Linked DNA regions of Homo sapiens: region 2 is linked to region 1. Evidence: chromatin loops called from intact Hi-C (ENCODE). Cell type or tissue: OCI-LY7. All regions are shown on one strand. Each heading gives the region's core, and the rest is flanking DNA. Links, peaks and the distances in the headings are about the cores only. Region 1 overlaps KDM3A (lysine demethylase 3A). Region 2 overlaps RNF103-CHMP3 (RNF103-CHMP3 readthrough).

Region 1 (5,325 bases), core at 326-5,325:
CAGAGAGCAAGGCAACAGCTACTATTTGGCTCTAGCCCATTGCTGCCATAAGGCTCCAGTGTTGCCATTATCTTGTAGATTTTTTAAGAGACAATGGAAATCTAGATTTTCAGATGTATTCTCCACATTTTTTAAAGTAGGCAATTAATTCAAATGTTTTGAAAGTACTGCAAGGGCCAAACCAAACAGATCTATATGTTTGCATATGACTGCTAGTTCCTGCCTTCTGACCTAGACATTCCCACTACTACCTCCATCCCTATTTGTCAAGTGAACACGAGGTCCAACAAAGTCAAGGGACTCGCTCAGAAGTGCAGAGTTCTTAAAAGGGCTGGCAGGAGATCCTGGGAGCTTTTCTGACTTTCTGGCATTACATTTACATATTCCTTTTGTACCCACAATGGATAAAATGCCCTCTTCTCAGGAGTTCAATAAGCCCAAGTTTTACTCACTATTGCAGGCCACTGTACAATTCGTTCAGAAATTTCAGGTGACTTTCGTTCAGCTAAAACCAAATTATGTTCTACTAAAAATGCTCTCCTTAGAAGGCTGTAGACTTCTATCCATCTTCTTTTCCTCCAAGATTCCCCATCAAATTCCACACACACCTAGACAGACAAAATTGGGGGGTGGGGGAAGCAGATTCAATTTATTAAAATAAGCATTACAAATGCCCCAGCTGAACTATACCTTCATTATTCTATTTGAATCCTTTATCTGGATGTGCTTTCCCCCTTCCAGCTCCCTCACTTCCTGTCACAGCCCACAATACATAATCACACATGAACCAGGCTTTGGCTCCCAACTCACTTCGGGATGCAGAAGTCAAGGCTTTTTGGGCCAGTCTGTGTCCCTAAAGTAAACCCCTGGGAAGCCCAGAAACCAAACAACCCCTACTTATCAGGCGTTTACATACATTAATTAGACATCTGAGCTTTTGGAATTGCAAGACAAAAATTTGAAACTCAAAAGATGTACTTAATAAAACTGCACTGTAATTGTCTATTGACAATATAAGTGGGCTTAAGATGACCCCCCATCACCACAATCCACCACCTCCTTTTGAATTCCTCTGGAATGAGTAAATTTAGCACAAGGCCTAATATACAGCACATCTTCAATATCCCTTTCAGTTGAATAAGCTAGGAAATTTACCACAGAATTTGGAGTCTTAAACTACTTGTTGGATAACATAGAAACGAGTGATTAACAAAATGACCACAAAGTTTTTCAGAACTATCTCTAGCTTCTTATATGAAAGTTAAACTACCTTGAAATATTGTTTTCCAAGTAATTGTAATGTTTTCTGCTTCTGACCTGCATAATACTTTTAACCCTAAGGCTACAACTCTTAAAACCTGTATACATATTTAAAGACATTAAGAAAATTCAGTCTAAAAGTGGGCTTCTGGGAGTGATCTATGAGTAGGAATTGTTTACAAAACCATAAAACTCAAAGTCATATAAAAGCATTGAAACACTCCAGCTTCCTTAACCTATTATAAATATGCTACCCCTTAACTTACTCTAGGTCCTCTTCAATGCTTTTTGTATTCTACCAATGACAATAAACTCCCTCGATATTCAGTGTAAAAATCACTGTTTTTATTTGATTTAAAATTCCTCCTCTTACTAAAGAGGTCTCTCATTTTGGTTTCCAGGAATTAGTTAATACATCTATCATCTATCAAATCTGTTCATCATTTTACAGACATCACTCATACATCCCTTTTCAACCTTCAGTTTATTAACTAGTTAACTTCATCTATCAGAGCACAATTCATATATCCTTTCCTCAAACAAACCTTCCCTTACCAAAGTGCCTCTCTCTCCCAAGAGAGGTCCCCATACTAACTGTACTCAAAGTTTTGTACTTTTCCGTCTTAGCTCTTATCCACACTTTGCATTATTTATTTGTTAACTGATTGACAATTAAATTCTAATAGGTCAAAGTCTGTCTCTGCTTTTGCTTACAACTGTATATCACTAGTATATGGAATCTAATTGGTACTCAAATACTTGTTAGCATAGATTAATGAATAAATTTCCCTCTGCATTGGGTTCCTATCTTGTTTCTCTCACCTGCTTAGAAGGCACTAAATTCCCACATTAGCCCCAATCCCAAACCTTCTCCAGTCTACAGGATAAAAATAAATGAAATCTAAGATCTATCCTACCCTTCTCAGCCAACAAAACATGCATCCCTAACCTCCCAGGCGACTTTACCTAGGAAACTACATATCTTCTTGGTATTTTAGGCTTTTAACTTTGCAGTTATTACTGAATACTTTCCAAATCAGAATAAATGTGAACACCCACGTGGCAAGGCCCACATACGTTTCTCCCTGGTTATATGTTTTCTATCACTGTAATCAACCAAATGGTCTTTCATAAAGGTGGGCAGAGACTGCCCATCTTCCTTTCTGTTTCCTAGCCACAGAATCCATATGCTCTGACATCTCCCCTAAATTGGCTAGTCTTTCTGCTCCATATTCACATCAACCTCAAACCCAACCAAGCTTTAGGTAGACAGTTTTCTTATTTATCAGCAATGTGGTATAAGAGGAATGAGCACACACAAATTCTAGATCCAGATTCAGAGACCTTGAATTCCCAGCTACACTGAATCTCTCTTAGAATGATTTTACATGTATAAAATAAAATACTTATGATTACAAAGGAAACCAACTAACTTGCACCCCAGGTTAAGAACCCTCACTTAGAAAATCTAAGTTCTCTCAATGTTTTTCAAAATGAAAAAAGTGACACCTCTCATTGCATAGTTAGGCATATTTTAAAAGACAGTGTATGTAAAGTGTCTGGCAAGACAACTAGGTAGTTTTAATACCTCCATGGTTAATTCAAATCTTATCAAGGTATCACTTATTAAGTTAGGAGCAGGGGAAAGAGGATCTTCAACACAATTATCTAATATCTATTCAGCAAAAAAAAAAAAAAGTGCAGAATTAAGAAGGATTAAGATCTTAAGTGGTTTCCCAAAACTTAAGCAACATCACAGTTCTTACCAGATCACTATCTAAAGCTTAAGATAACCCTAAACCAAAAGACAGACAGGGCCCCTTTCCATATCCCAATTTTTGAGTGATTTGAAAAAAAAAAAAAAAAGTTTACCTCCTTAAAAACAATTTAAGTTTATGACTTTCAAATATTATGCTGTATTAGCCAAAAATCACATTATTTTGGTTTGGAAAAAGATGACTTTAAAAAATATATAAGAAAACCAACAAGTTGTGAGCTTTCTTCAATATTGTTCAAAAGTTTCCTATCAAAACCATATATGTCAGTCAGGCATGGTGACTCACACCTGTAATCCCGGCACTTTGGGAGGCCAAGACAGGAGGATCACTCGAGTCCAGGAGTTCTAAACCAGCCAAGGCAACGTGGGGAAACTTCGTCTCTACAAAAAATACAAAAATTAACCAGGAGTGGTGGTGCCCACCTGTGGTCCTAGATATTCAGGAGGCTGAGGTGGGAGAATTGCTTGAGCCAAGGAAGTTGAGGCTGCAGTCAGCTATGATTGTGCCACTGCACTTCAGCCTGGGTGACAGAGTGAGACCCCATTTCCAGAAAAAACAAAGCATCTTTCATTTGTGCCTTAAGGTTTGAGGTTTTACACTTAATGACATCCCCCAAAAAAGCTTCTTCTGTGGACATTTCTACAAAAAAACACTTATTTTATTTTTTGAGACAGAGTCTCAATCTGTTGCCCAAGCTGGAGTGTAGTGGCGCGATCTCAGCTCACTGCATCCTCTGCCTCCCAGATGCAGGTGATTCTCGTGCCTCAGACTCCCAAGTAGCTGGGATTACAGGTGAGTGCCACCCACACCTGGCTAATTTTTGCATTTTTAGTAGAGACTGGGTTTCACCATGTTGGCCAGGTTGGTCTTGAACTCCTGACCTCCTGACCAGATGATCCACCCGTCTTGGCCTACCAAATTATTGGGATTACAGACATGAGCCACTGCGCCTGGCCTAAAAAGACATTTAAATTCAGTAAGAACTAAAGTGACTTGACCAAGCTCATGCAAGCTGACAGATGCAGCTAGTTTCTATTCTAAATTGTGTTATTTCACCCATGCTCCTTTGGCCCACAATGAGATGTGACTTACACTGTGTGGCTTCAAAGGCCAGAGTCAACTATGATTCACTACCTATAATTGTGAAATCTGCTCTTCTTTTAATGGGTATTTTGCAAATGTGTACCTTATTAGTACCTATGAAACACCTTGACCAAATGCTCGATATTTCAGATTTTTCAAGCCAATGTTTCCCCAACAGAAAATCTTTCTGATATATGAATTAATATTGTATCTAATAAACTAATATCAAAATCTCCCACTCTTACCATACTCTCATCTCACCTGACTATATGATTATAAAGGCCATCAGAAACACCAATGAAAATGTTTCCAAGTTTAAAAGCAGGAGCACAGAATGATATGGTTTTTAGACAAATTTTTAATTACATGTCTATTTTATGCCTTGCACTACAATGCAGGATACCACTTAATTCACTACTCCACAAAGAAATTAATTCCTTGTGCTTCCACTTATGTCTTCTTATGCCTAAATGTTTGTCGAAGATCCCAAGGTCCAGCATTCAATTAAAAGGGGTAAACAGTTTTTATACCGTGCTAGAAGTTTTTTCATTTTACATGGCTTGACTGGCAGCAGATTGCACTAACATTAAAGTTTCAATGGTGTGCAAAAATGAAAGGCTAGGCATTAGTCAAGGCACCAAATTGCTGACAATAGCAGGAAATGGTACATACAGATGGCAAGGACTAATTGCCTGCTAAGGACACCTGTAAGGACTAAGAAGGGGCATTAGACGCAAGAAACAGGTAGGCTTCAAAGAAAAAAGGACAAGTTAAGGAAGCAGGGCATTAGACTCAAGAAAAAGGTAGGCTTCAAAGAAAAAAGGACAAGTTAAGGAAGCAGGGCATTCCCACCACGCATAATTATGTGAACAAAATCAGCTAGGAAGCAACTCATTTCATACTCAAGTAGAAAGAGCAGGATAAAAATAAGATTAAAGCAGTCTTTATAGCCACATCTAATTAAGATCTGTTGTTATTCCAGATGAAGAGAATGCTACTGCCTCATCAGTAGATTCTTTCTAAACTGTTTCTCCATAGGAGAGGTAATAATTTTATGATTCCTTCACTTATCCATTCAAATAGCTGAGCACACACTACATGCCAAGCAGTGTTCTCGGTGCTAGGGATATAGAGGCTAGCAAAATAAAATGCTCTAACCTCGCTCTACCTGAATATTAAAGCCTAGTGTTTAAGGTCTGGAGAC
Region 2 (5,384 bases), core at 276-5,275, 53 kb before region 1:
TCTTGGTGGTTTCCAAGTTTTGGCAATTATGAATAAAGCTGTTGTAAACATCTTTGTGCAGGTTTTTCTATGGGCATGTTTTTAATTCATTTGAATAAATACCAAGAGCTTCAGTGCTGGATCATATGGTTTGTCTCGTTTGACTGTCAAAGTGTACCGTTTGCATTCCCACCAGCAATTAATGAGTTCCTGTTGCTCCACACCCTCACCAGCATTTGGTGGTGTAAGCGTTCTGGGTTTTGGCTATGCTAATGGTTATGTGGTGGTACCTGATTGATTGACATTTGCAGTCCCCTCATGACATATGTTGAACATCTTTTCATATGCTTGCTTCTTGGTAAGTTGTCTTTTCAGGTCTTTTGCCTGTTGTTTAATTGGGTATTTCTGATTATTGAATTTTAAGTGTTGTCTATTTTGGCTAACAGTCCTTTATCAGATGTGCCTTTTGCAAATATTTTATCCCAGTCTGTGGTTTGTCTTCTCATTATCTTGACAGTGGCTTTCACAAAGCAGAAGTTTTTATTTTTATTGAAATCCAGCTTATCTGTGTTTTTCATGGATTGTGCCTTTAGTGTTGTATTTTAAAAAATCATCACCAAACCCACAGCCATCTAGATTTTCTCCTGTTATCTTCCAGGAATTTTGTGTTTTACATTTAGGTCTGTGATCTACTTTGAGTTAATTTTTGTGAGGGTGTTAAAGTCTGTGTCTAGATTGATTTCTTTTTTTTTTTTTGCATGTGCATGTCCAGTTGTTCACCATTTGTTGATGTTGAAAATACTTCTTTTGAGACAGGGTCTCACTCTGTCGACCCATGCTGGAGTGGAGTGATGCCATTTTGGCTTACTGCAACCTCTGCTTCCTGGGCTCAAGTGATCCTTCCCCTGGTGCATGCCATCATGCTCAGCTAAATTTTAAAGGTGTTTTTGTAGAGATGAGGTTTCACTATATTGCCCAGGCTGGTCTCGAACTCCTGGACTTAAGTGATCCTTCCTCTTTGGCCTCCCAAAGTGCTGGGATTACAGGCATGAGCCACTGCCCCAGCCAAGACTGTCTTTTCTCCATTGTATTGCGTTTGCTTCCTTGTCAAAGATCAGTTGACTATATTTGTGTGGGGCTATTTCTGGGCTCCCTATTTGTTTCCAGTGATTATGTCTATTTTTTCACCATTACCACCCTATCTTAATTACTGTAGCTTTATAGTGAGTCTTAAAGTTGGGTAATATCAGTCTTCTGACCTTTTTCTCTTTCAATATTGTGCCAGCTATTCTGGGTCTTTTGCCTTTCCATGTAAACTTTAGAACCAGTTTGTCAGGATCCACAAAATACTTTGCTGGGTTTTGATTGGGATTGCATTGAATCCACAGGTCAAGTTGGCAAAAACTGACATACAGCAATGCCAGTTTATTGTTTTGTGATAGCCTTAATCCAGCTAGTTTCTTCACAGGATGATGTTGAAAATATGGGATGCTCATAATCCCTGAATATTTTTTATGTGGATAATTAAACTTGTTCTGGGTGGATGGTTGGATAGCCAGAATAGTAATAACCTCTCTTCCAGCCACTCAAAGAAAATGATATAAACGTAGGGTTGGTTTAATTGTTGAGAGGTCACGTTTTTTCCATTCTTGCTTGCTCTCAGGTAAGGAAAGAGCACTGTTGGTTCACGCATTCCTTTTTCCCTCATACACTTTGTTGGGCACTGATATGGTTTGGCTCTGTGTTCCCACCCAAATCTCATGTTGAATTGTGATCCTGAGTGTTGGAGGTGGGGCCTCGCGGGAGACGACTGGATCATGGGGGCGGATTTTCCCCTTGCTGTTCTCATGATAGTGAGTTCTCATGAGATCTGGTTGTTTAAAAGTGTATAGCACTTCCTGCTTCACTCTCTCCCACTCCACCATGTGAAGAAGGTGCCTTTGCCCTTCCGCCACGACTGTGTTTCCTGAGGCCTCCCCAGCCATGCCTCCTGTACAGCCTGCGGAACTGTCAGTTAAACCTCTTTTCTTCATTAATTACCCACTCTCAGGTGGTTTTTTATGGCAGTGTGAGAACGGACTAATACAGAAAATTGGTACCAGAGAAGTGGGATATTGCTATAAAATACCTGAAAATGTGGAAGTGACTTTGGAACTGGGTAATGGGCAGAGGTTGGAACAGTTTGGAGGGCTCAGAAGAAGACAGGAAGATGAGGGAAAGTTTGCAGCTTCCTAGAGACTTGTTGAATGGTTGTGACCAAAGTGCTGATAGTGATATGGACAGTGAAGTCCAGGCTGAGTTGGTCTCAGATGGGAGATGAGAATCTTATTCCGAACTGGAGTGAAGGTCACTCTTGGCTGTGCTTTAGCAAAGAGAGTGGTGGCATTGTGCCCCTGCTCTAGAGATCTGTGAACTCTGAACTCGAGAGGGTATCTGGCAGAAAAAATTTCTAAGCAGCAAAGTGTTCAAGATGTGGCCTGATTGCTTCTAAAAGCCTATGCTCATTTGCATGAACAAAGTGGAACTTATATTTAAAACAGAAGCTGAGCTTTTATAAAAGTTTGGAGAATTTGCAGCCCAACCATGTGGTGAAAAAGAAAAATCCATTTTCTGGGGAGGAATTCAAGGCTGCAGAAATTTGCATAAGAAGAGCCTCATGTTAACAGCCAAGAGAGTGAGGAAAATGCCTCTAGAGCATTTCAGAGACCTTCACAGCAGCTCCTCCCATCACAGGCATGGAAGCCCAGGAGGAAGAAATGCTTTTGTGGGCCAGCCCAGGGCCCCACTGTTCTGTGCAGCCTTGGGACATGGTGCCCTGCATCCCAGCCACTCCAGCTCCAGCTGTGACTAAAAGGGGCCAAGGTACAGCTTGGGCTGCTGCTTCAGAGGGTGCAAGCCCCAAGCCTTGGTGGCTTCCATGTGGTGTTAGGCAGGTGTGCAGAAGAGTTGAGGTTTAGGAACCTCTACCTAGATTTCAGAGGATGTATGGAAATGCCCGGATGTCCAGGCAGAAGTTTGCTGCAGAGGCAGAGCCCTCATAGATAACCTCTGCGAGGGCAGTGTGGAGGGGAAATGTGGGGTTGGAGCCCACACAGAGTCCCCACTGGGGCACTGCCTAGTGGAGCTATGAGAAGAGGGCCACCATCCACCAGACCCCAGAATTGTAGATCCACTGACAGCTTGCACTATGCACCTGTAAAAGTTGCAGGCAGTTAATGCTAGCCTGTGAAAGCAGCTGTGGGGACTATATGCAGAGCCACAGAGGCAGAGCTGCCCAGAGCCTTGGGAGCCCACTCCTTGTGTCAGTGTGGCCTGGATGTGAGACGTGGAGTCAAAGATCATTTTGGAGGTTTGAGATTTAATGACTGCCCTCCTGGATTTTGGACTTGCATGGGGCCCATAGCCCCTTTGTTTTGGCTGATTTCTCCTATTTGGAATGGGAGCATTTACCCAATGCCTGTATCCCCATTGTATCTTGGAAATAACTGACTTGTTTTTGATTTTACAGGCTCACAGGAGGAAGGGACTTGGCTGGTCTCAGATGAGACTTGACTTGGACATTTGAGTTAATGCTGGAATGAGTTAAGACTTTAGGGGGCTATTGGGAAGGCATGATTGTGTTTTGAAATGTGAGGACATGAGATTTGGGAGGGGCCGGGGTGGAATGATATGGTTTGGCTGTGTCCCCCCACCCAAATCTCATGTTGAATTGTGATCCTGAGTCTTGGAGGTAGAGCCTGGTGGGAGGTGATTGGATCATGGGGGCAGATTTCCCCCTTGCTGTTCTCATGACAGTGAGTTCTCATGAGATCTGGTTAAGTGTGTAGCACTTCCCCCTTTGCTTGCTCTCTCCCTCTGCCATGTGAAGAAGGTGCTTGCTTTCCCTTCGCCCTTCTGCCATGACTGTAAGTTTCTTGAGGCCTCGCAGCCATGCTTCCTGTACAGCCTGCAGAACTGTGAGTTAATTAAACCTCTTTTCTTCATAAATTATCCAGTCTCAGGTAGTTCTTTATAGCAGCGTGAGAATGGACTAACACACGCATCACTGGAGACAAAATGAGTCAGACACTTAGCCCTAGAAGGCGTTATGATGTGGAAGGCAAATAATGGTTGTACAGGCGTGCAATAAAAGTTTCTCCATTTTCAGGTACTCAACTTGGATCCAGCAATAGCAGCATCAGCTCCCACCCACCCCATCCCACATCTCACCCCAAACAAACACATATAGGATCTACTTGGTGCCCTAATAAAACCATTTATTCATTTCCAAGGGCACTCAAACTATCATTTCATACCACCATCTCATTTTTGTTTGTTTTGAAACATAGCTTTTTAAAAATCACTTTTCAGCTTGAGGTGGTCACCTAGTAGTTCACTCCAGGCAGGCTGTAACCTGACCATCCGTCTAATCTCCTATCAAAGATGTCTGTCTTCCAGAACACTTAGCAATTATACAGCTCACATGGCTTTAGGCACCTTGATTATGTATTTCCAGGTGTGTGTTTGTTTGTCTTGGAACTCCTGGAGAGATGGGGTTCTGACTCATTTGTTTCCAAATAGTACTAGTCATGTCTGCTTTGGGCCTTTTTCCAATCCCACAACTGACAAATCATACAGCTTTCAAAGCTTTCAATTAACTGGGACCATTTTTCTTGTCCTACTGTAGTGACAGGTGCTCTTCAAATGGTAATCTTGATTATCAGTAAGAAAAGGATCTTAGGACTTGGAAATGTTTGGTTAAAATAAACATAAAACAGGTTTTCTTTAGAACGTTTCTAAGGCTTTCATATGCTTTTTCCAAATTTATTTGACCAATACAGTTTTCTTTTGAGGCATCAGAATTAACATCCCCCAGCCACTGAACCATCTCAGAAATGCAGATCTAAGCCATAGTGGGGAAATACCTTGTTTTAGGGTAAGGAAGTTCTTTCCTGTACGTAATTATAGTTTCAAAAATAGATTTATAGAATATCAGCAAGATGTTGGAGTAGACAGGTTCAAACACCCATCCTTCCAGAGAGGGGAACACCCCTGAACCCACTTTGTCAGAGCTCTGGAAAACAAAGGTTACTGTAAAGCAACCAAGTAAATCTGGATTAAGAAAAAGGAAACTTAATACTGGTAAGAAAGCTTTGTGTCATTTTTACTTGCCCCTCCCAGCATGGCAGTGGTCTTGAATACAGCAGCCCACAGACCCTGGTCCTTGGTTCCAGAGGGAACAAAGCAGGCCTTATTCACAAGTTATATGTGTCTGCCATAAACCTGTCTGGGAGACTAACACAAGGTGCTCATCTCCGGTTTGCCTGAGAACCTCCTTGGCAGAAAAGCTGAAGGCATTGCTTGAAAACACTGTAAGGCAATCAGGAAAAAAGTGCGCCTTTTATCTGAGGTAAAAGATTATAGTT

Evidence for each region. A loop is a pair of places that touch in the nucleus more often than their neighbours do. Peaks named below come from ENCODE experiments on the same cell type or tissue, not always from the same donor. Only the 100,000 strongest peaks of a DNase experiment are listed, where the experiment ranks them.
Region 2: a loop joins it to region 1, with 5 times the contacts of the local background. A loop is called at or near these places in 11 of 110 quality-filtered maps.

Annotation. Positions count from the first base shown.
Region 1 is chr2:86,445,090-86,450,414 of GRCh38, reverse strand. KDM3A (lysine demethylase 3A) reads right to left here. Exons shown (of 26, transcript NM_018433.6): 3 at 453-608. Among named protein-coding and RNA genes, the nearest start is that of KDM3A, 6.4 kb to the right of the region's middle. In OCI-LY7, for the core only: no CTCF peak of the experiment used is centred there; no DNase peak of the experiment used is centred there.
Region 2 is chr2:86,498,172-86,503,555 of GRCh38, reverse strand. RNF103-CHMP3 (RNF103-CHMP3 readthrough) reads left to right here. Exons shown (of 8, transcript NM_001198954.1): 8 at 1-126. It overlaps CHMP3 (charged multivesicular body protein 3), which reads left to right. Exons shown (of 6, transcript NM_016079.4): 6 at 1-126. Among named protein-coding and RNA genes, the nearest start is that of KDM3A, 59 kb to the right of the region's middle. RefSeq lists a silencer at 2,883-3,083. In OCI-LY7, for the core only: no CTCF peak of the experiment used is centred there; a DNase peak (open chromatin) is centred at 2,985.